2 separate regions of the Homo sapiens genome follow, and region 2 is linked to region 1. The links are chromatin contacts, found by Hi-C or POLR2A ChIA-PET in ENCODE. All regions are on one chromosome and are shown on one strand. Each heading gives the region's core, a stretch centred on a gene start or an enhancer-like site at or near the end of the contact. The rest is flanking DNA. Distances are from core to core; before and after follow the strand shown.

Evidence for each region. A loop is a pair of places that touch in the nucleus more often than their neighbours do. ChIA-PET counts read pairs that join two places held with the same protein, here RNA polymerase II (POLR2A). Pooled maps may share reads with other maps.
Region 2: a pooled map shows a loop between it and region 1 (2.8-fold over the local background). The contact joins two enhancer-like sites. A Hi-C loop is called at or near these places in 2 of 168 maps with a recorded cell type or tissue (CD14-positive monocyte and astrocyte of the cerebellum) and 1 of 50 pooled maps. POLR2A ChIA-PET finds 5 or more read pairs at or near these places in 1 of 52 experiments (SK-N-SH).

What each region holds. Positions count from the first base shown.
Region 1 is chr13:44,276,807-44,279,671 of GRCh38, reverse strand. No RefSeq gene overlaps it. Among named protein-coding and RNA genes, the nearest start is that of MIR8079, 82 kb to the right of the region's middle. Within about 2 kb of position 1,276, at least 3 of the 41 ENCODE cell types and tissues checked have a DNase peak (open chromatin) inside an H3K27ac peak, as active enhancers do.
Region 2 is chr13:44,331,214-44,333,913 of GRCh38, reverse strand. No RefSeq gene overlaps it. Among named protein-coding and RNA genes, the nearest start is that of SERP2, 41 kb to the left of the region's middle. RefSeq lists an enhancer at 642-1,141. Within about 2 kb of position 1,298, at least 16 of the 41 ENCODE cell types and tissues checked have a DNase peak (open chromatin) inside an H3K27ac peak, as active enhancers do.

The sequences.
Region 1 (2,865 bases), core at 27-2,526:
GGGGAATGCTCTCAGGGGTGATGGCTGGTCTAACAGCATGTTTCTCAAACTGGGATCCACAGAATCTCGATGCAAATTTTATAATCTTATTTTAGCTTAACCTTATAAATATGACTTAAAATTATATATTTAATGCAATAATTGAAGCAACGGGGTGACCAAGTTATCGCTAGTATGCAGGTACAATTTCAGTGCTCACATGTATGGTTGTATTCCCTCCAATGAAGGGCAAGTGACATCTTGAAGCTTGGCATGAATGGAGGGAGGTGTAGCACCAAATTAAACTGAGGAAAGTGGTGGGAGAATTGAGTCATCCCACAGCACGGGGTAGCATAGGCATGCCACACTCAAAAATGCCAACATCTTAACAATGTCAGCATGGTATGTGTGTTGCAAATTAGTTTCAACAAAATAACATTACTGGTGTTATTAGCTTAATGTGGTTGATTTGAATTTTATTGACCTTTGAAGGTTTGTTTTTCATTTAATTTGTGAGTTTGTGTTACTTTTCAAGTTATATCAGAGCTGTCAGCATGAAGAGTTTATACCCAGATTTATGTTGGTATATTTTTAAGTAGCAGTATAGTAAGGTTAATTCACATTAACACTGAAGGTCAGGGATGCCTTTTTTCTCTTTATAGCTCCCACAGCTTTCAGTGTGAGAAGCCCTAACCATCACAGGGGGGTCAACAGGCTCTATCTATATTTGATCTGACCTGGAGGAGATCTTTACTTTTGGACTTTACAAGGCCCAAAAAAATGACTTATTGCAAATGACAGGAACTACATTCAGGAATTCTACCCATTGTCTTCAACATAAATTCATAAAAATATGCAAAAATAAATAATAGCTCCTGTTCCTGTTCATGGAGAAACTGGCACTCCTCAACTTCTTAGCCTCTTCTCCCAGGCTTGGTGGATCATCTTCTGTGCTTCATACTCTCCTTGTCCCTTCTGGTCAGAGCTAGGGTTGACAGACTCTTTCATGCAGGATGCTTGTTTTGTGTACAGAAACTTCTAGACTTGACATCAGGAAATGCTCATATTTAACTTCAAACACAATTCTGATCAGTAGTTTCTACGGAGTTTGGCATCCCTAGAAAACATGCTGCAAACTGCTGTCTTCCTATTTTGCTCATGACCCCAAGGCTTGCTCTGCACATCTGCTGTTTGTCTCTCTGTAACATATATACTCTGCCTTTCGTGTTGCATTCTCTGTTGAGATTTGGATCCTGCCCAAGCAGCACGAGGGGCCTTTGGAGCTCTCTGGGCAGGAAGTCACATCCTGTGCAGGAGCCAAGTTGAAATGGCTTCCGATTTGGGGCAGAAACTTGGGTACACAGACATTTTGTGAAACCATTGATGTTTCTACTTGCAAATATTTCTGCAAACAGGAACAATTTCTGTTAACTTTCCATGACCTGTGTCACAGAGGCATGATGCCTGTCTGCTATTTGTTCATTTGGCAAATATTTACTAGATATCTTTTATACGACAGCCACAGTTCCAAGTTTTTTCAACACCAAGATGAATAAAATACAGCATTTGTCCTTCATGAGCCTGTGGTATTGTTGGGGATGATATGCATCTAAATAGGCCTAAGTGCATTGTGACAGATGTTCTACCTTCTCATATGGTGACATACTGTACAGTAAAGCCTTCTGCAGGTGACGAGGAGGAGCCCCCTAACTATCTGAGGAGGTAGGGATAGACATCCTGAAGGGTGTGACATTTAAACTGGGTCTTGAAAGTTGAGTGAGAATTCTCTTGGTAGGAAATGGGGTAGGGTAGGCATTCAAGGTAGAGAGAAGAGTTTGTGTAAAAGCTCAGAGGAATGGAACTGCATAGAGTTTGGGTGGAAATACAAATTGTTTGAGATGCCTGGAACAAAGGTTTTGGTGCGTGTATGTGTATGTTATGGGAGGGGGAGGGTGGTGGAATCTCACACTAGAGGGAAGGAGGCTGAAGATCCTGAAGAGGCTCAGAGACTTCAGGCCATGCAGACACAACTGTATACCACTCCTTCTATCTTTGGGCTATGGTGCTTTGCTTCCCCATTTCCTTTCCCCTCCCCTCCCCTCCTCTCCCCTTCTTTCCTCTTCCCTCCCTTCCCTTTCCCTTCCCTCCCCTTCACTTCCCTCCCCTTCCCTCCCCTTCACTTCCTTCCCCTTTCCTCCCCTTCCCTCCCTTCCCCTCCCTTCCCCTCCCTTCCCTTCCCCTCCCTTCCCTTCCCCTCCCTTTCCCCTCCTCTCCCCTTCACTTCCTTCCCCTTTCCTCCCTTTCCTCCCTTTCCATCCCTTCCCCTCCCTTCCCTTCCCCTCCCTTTCCCCTCCTCTCCCCTTCCCTTCCGTTACCCTCCCTTCCCCTCCCTCCCCTTTCCCTCCTCTCGCCTCTCCTCCTCTTCCCTTCCTTTTCCTTCCCCTTCCCTACCCCTTCTTCCCTTCCCTTCCTTCTCTCTTTCTTCCTTTCCCTCCCTCTTTCCCTTCCCCTTCTTTCCTTCCCTTCCATCTCTCTTTCTTCCTTTCCCTCCGTCTTTTCCTTTCTTTCTTCCTTCCTTTGTTCAGCATTATAATTCACATACCATACATTTTACCCATTTAAAGTGTACAATTTGATGGATTTATATTCACAAAGTTGGGCAACCATCATCATAATAAATTTTATTATATTTTTATCACTTCCAGAAGAAACCTTGTACCCTTTAGCTATTATCCCTCAACCTCCTATCCTTCCAGCCCTAAACAACCAAATTTTTTTTTGTCTCTGTGGATTTACCTATTCTGGACATTTCTTAGAGATGGAATTGGGACTTACAGTTTCTGGTTAGGCATGTAAGGAGTTTGGAAGTCACCACTCCATCCTAAG
Region 2 (2,700 bases), core at 49-2,548, 54 kb before region 1:
ACTTGGTACTGGAGTTCAATGACCACATTTTCAACTCTAAGACAAGTATAAGATGACGGTTTTGGACAGCTTGCCCTCCAAACTTGTTCCAGCTAGGAAGGACTTTGAGGGGCCTTATTTGAGGTTGTATTTGCTTGTGCTGTGCTCAGATTCTAATTCTGTAAAGAGACTGTGAAAGGGCACCTCCTGTCTTCTCTAGGCACCCCCCTATTTCTTTCCTTTGGGAAGAGAATATATTTTCTGAATTAAAAATATATAAATGTCATCTTTGGTCTAAATGGTTATGAATACTGGACTGGAAAAGTCCATTGTTCTTCTTTGTTTCTGCTTTTTTTCCTTTCCGTGGTCAGCTTTATATGGGCAGCTCTGCAGAGCCATGAACTTGGACCAGGGTGCCTCAGCTGTTGGGGCTGCTAGCGGGGATGGGCAGAGTTAGTCAGGAGCACACAGGCTCCCGGGCAATGTGTGTATCAGGTTGTTATATGGCCTACCTGTGTGCTATTTGGGTCCACATCTAACATACCAGTCTCCTGCTGCTGTAGAAATGCAGATGTGGGCTCAGTATATCTTCCTCCATTCAACAAAGACACGCCTGCCACTGCCAAGCCCAGTGCTCACTGTGCCCCAAGTTGGAGATAATGGGCCAATGATGACTTGGAAACTTGGTAGAAGGAGGAGAAAGCCAAGCACATTTATTAAAATCCTGCTCTGGGCCAGCTGTTTGATATTTCTATTTCCTTAAAAACACCTCCAAACTACTTTGTGAGATTTGACATACCTACTTATGGACGGCCTACGTAATGGGTGAGAAAACTGAGGGCTTGATTAGTTAAATCATTTATCCAAGATCAAACAGCCAGTAAGTGGCTTAGACAGGATTTCAGCTCAAATCGGCCTGATACAAAATCTCTACCATCTCTATGGTCTTACAGTGGAATTGGGATATTGTATAATAGAATCCATCTGATCTGGTAGGAGAGCAAAACGTTTATTCAGTGAAGCTTCTTCTGTTAGACAGAGCTAAGGGCAGCCATTCCTCTCTGTATCTTGTCTGCAGGGGACATTTGCAGGGAGTAGGTGGGGAGTGAGATGGGTGGGAGCTGCCTGTCACTCGCGGGCCTTCCTCTTTTGGGGTAATTCTCTGCTGCACTATGTCCTGGCTGGAGGCAGCAGCAGCAGCAGGGAGGGCTGTTTTCAGAGGCGTGGGGCCTCCTGTGACTGCAGAACTGGCTCCTAATTGGATCATCCCCTTGGTGGGTTCTTGGCTGTGTGCCCAGCTTCCCAGACTAACTGTTCTCTAGTCTTCTTGCCAGTAGCCTTCTAACAAGCCCCATTTCTGCTTAGTTTAGCTCAGTGAGTTTTCGGTTGTTTGCAAACCAAAAACCCTGACTGGGCCATCCTCCTGGATATCTCTGCAGACCTGCCGCACACAGCAGCCAGGATGCAACCTCAACATGTGGGAGGTGCAGTTGCCTTTTACTCCTCTCCACTCTCCCTTCCCAGACTCATTTGTCTTTTGGTAGGGAAGGTACACAGTCCAGACTCCTCTCATTTTCCCATCAGACCCTCAGGAAAGACTGAAATGTATTGTATTTATCTTAAAGTGAAAAGGCTGATAAGAGCTTTAAATAGACTCCTAGGGGAATTTGCAATTTAACAGGACAGTAAAGAAACCCTAAAGGCAAAGGGCTGAGCTGCATCTGTGGAAACTGAGACCCCCCCGGAGACTTAGGAGGTTTCTTTTTTGAAAAGGGGGCTATGTTCCAAGACTCCTGTGGCTATGACTAAGCAGGCCCCTGTTGGATCCCAGCCCAGGATATCTGTGGAACTGCAGAGAACCTCTGAGAGCCAGAACGTTTGCTGGAAGGGCTTGTTTAGCTTCTGACAAAGGAGGTGGTGGAGGGAAGCCATGGTGAGAAGAGCTTGTCTCACTTCCACCTGCCATGAGGTGTGCCACTAGGGTGGGATTTGAGAGCATTCTCACTTTTAATCCAGACAAGCCTTTCCTCCTTCAGGGACTACCCCAGGTGGTCTTGACTGTAAATCCTGTCTGTGAAACCCCAAGTAAGTTTCTGAAAATATACAGGAGAGATGTAGAGGTAAACTATGGGTGAAGCCGAGTTTCTGTAGCATGAGTACTATTTTCCATTCACTGGAGTACTCTTCCAGGCACTGATAGGGTGACAGAGGTACCACATCATCCAGGCACTGATTGATAGGGTGACAGAGGTACCACATCATCTCCTCCCATGGGGAGGCCACCAATGAGACACCAGCCCTCTAAGGGGGTGGTGATGGGTGACGGGAAAGGAGATTTCTCTCTAGGGTACTATCTATTACCAGAAGATTTCAAAATCTCTGTATCCAGACTCCCTCTACACACGGGCTGTGGAAAAGTGACTCAACCACTCTGAAAACCTCAACACAACGGAAACCTCAGTTTCTTTTTCTGAAAAATAGGCAAAATAATGACATTTACCCCAAAAGGCTATCGGGAGGACTCAGTGAGATAATAAAGCTCCAGAAAGGCATTTAGAAGATGGTAGAGAACTATTCAAATGTAGATTCTGATGCCAGATTATTTTAATGCTAAACTGAATGAGACATCCTTCCTAATAAAGACAGCTTCTTCTATATGGTCACTTCTGAGACTCTGTGTCGGTGGCTTTTTGTTTTTTTTCCTGTTACCCGCAGGGAAAA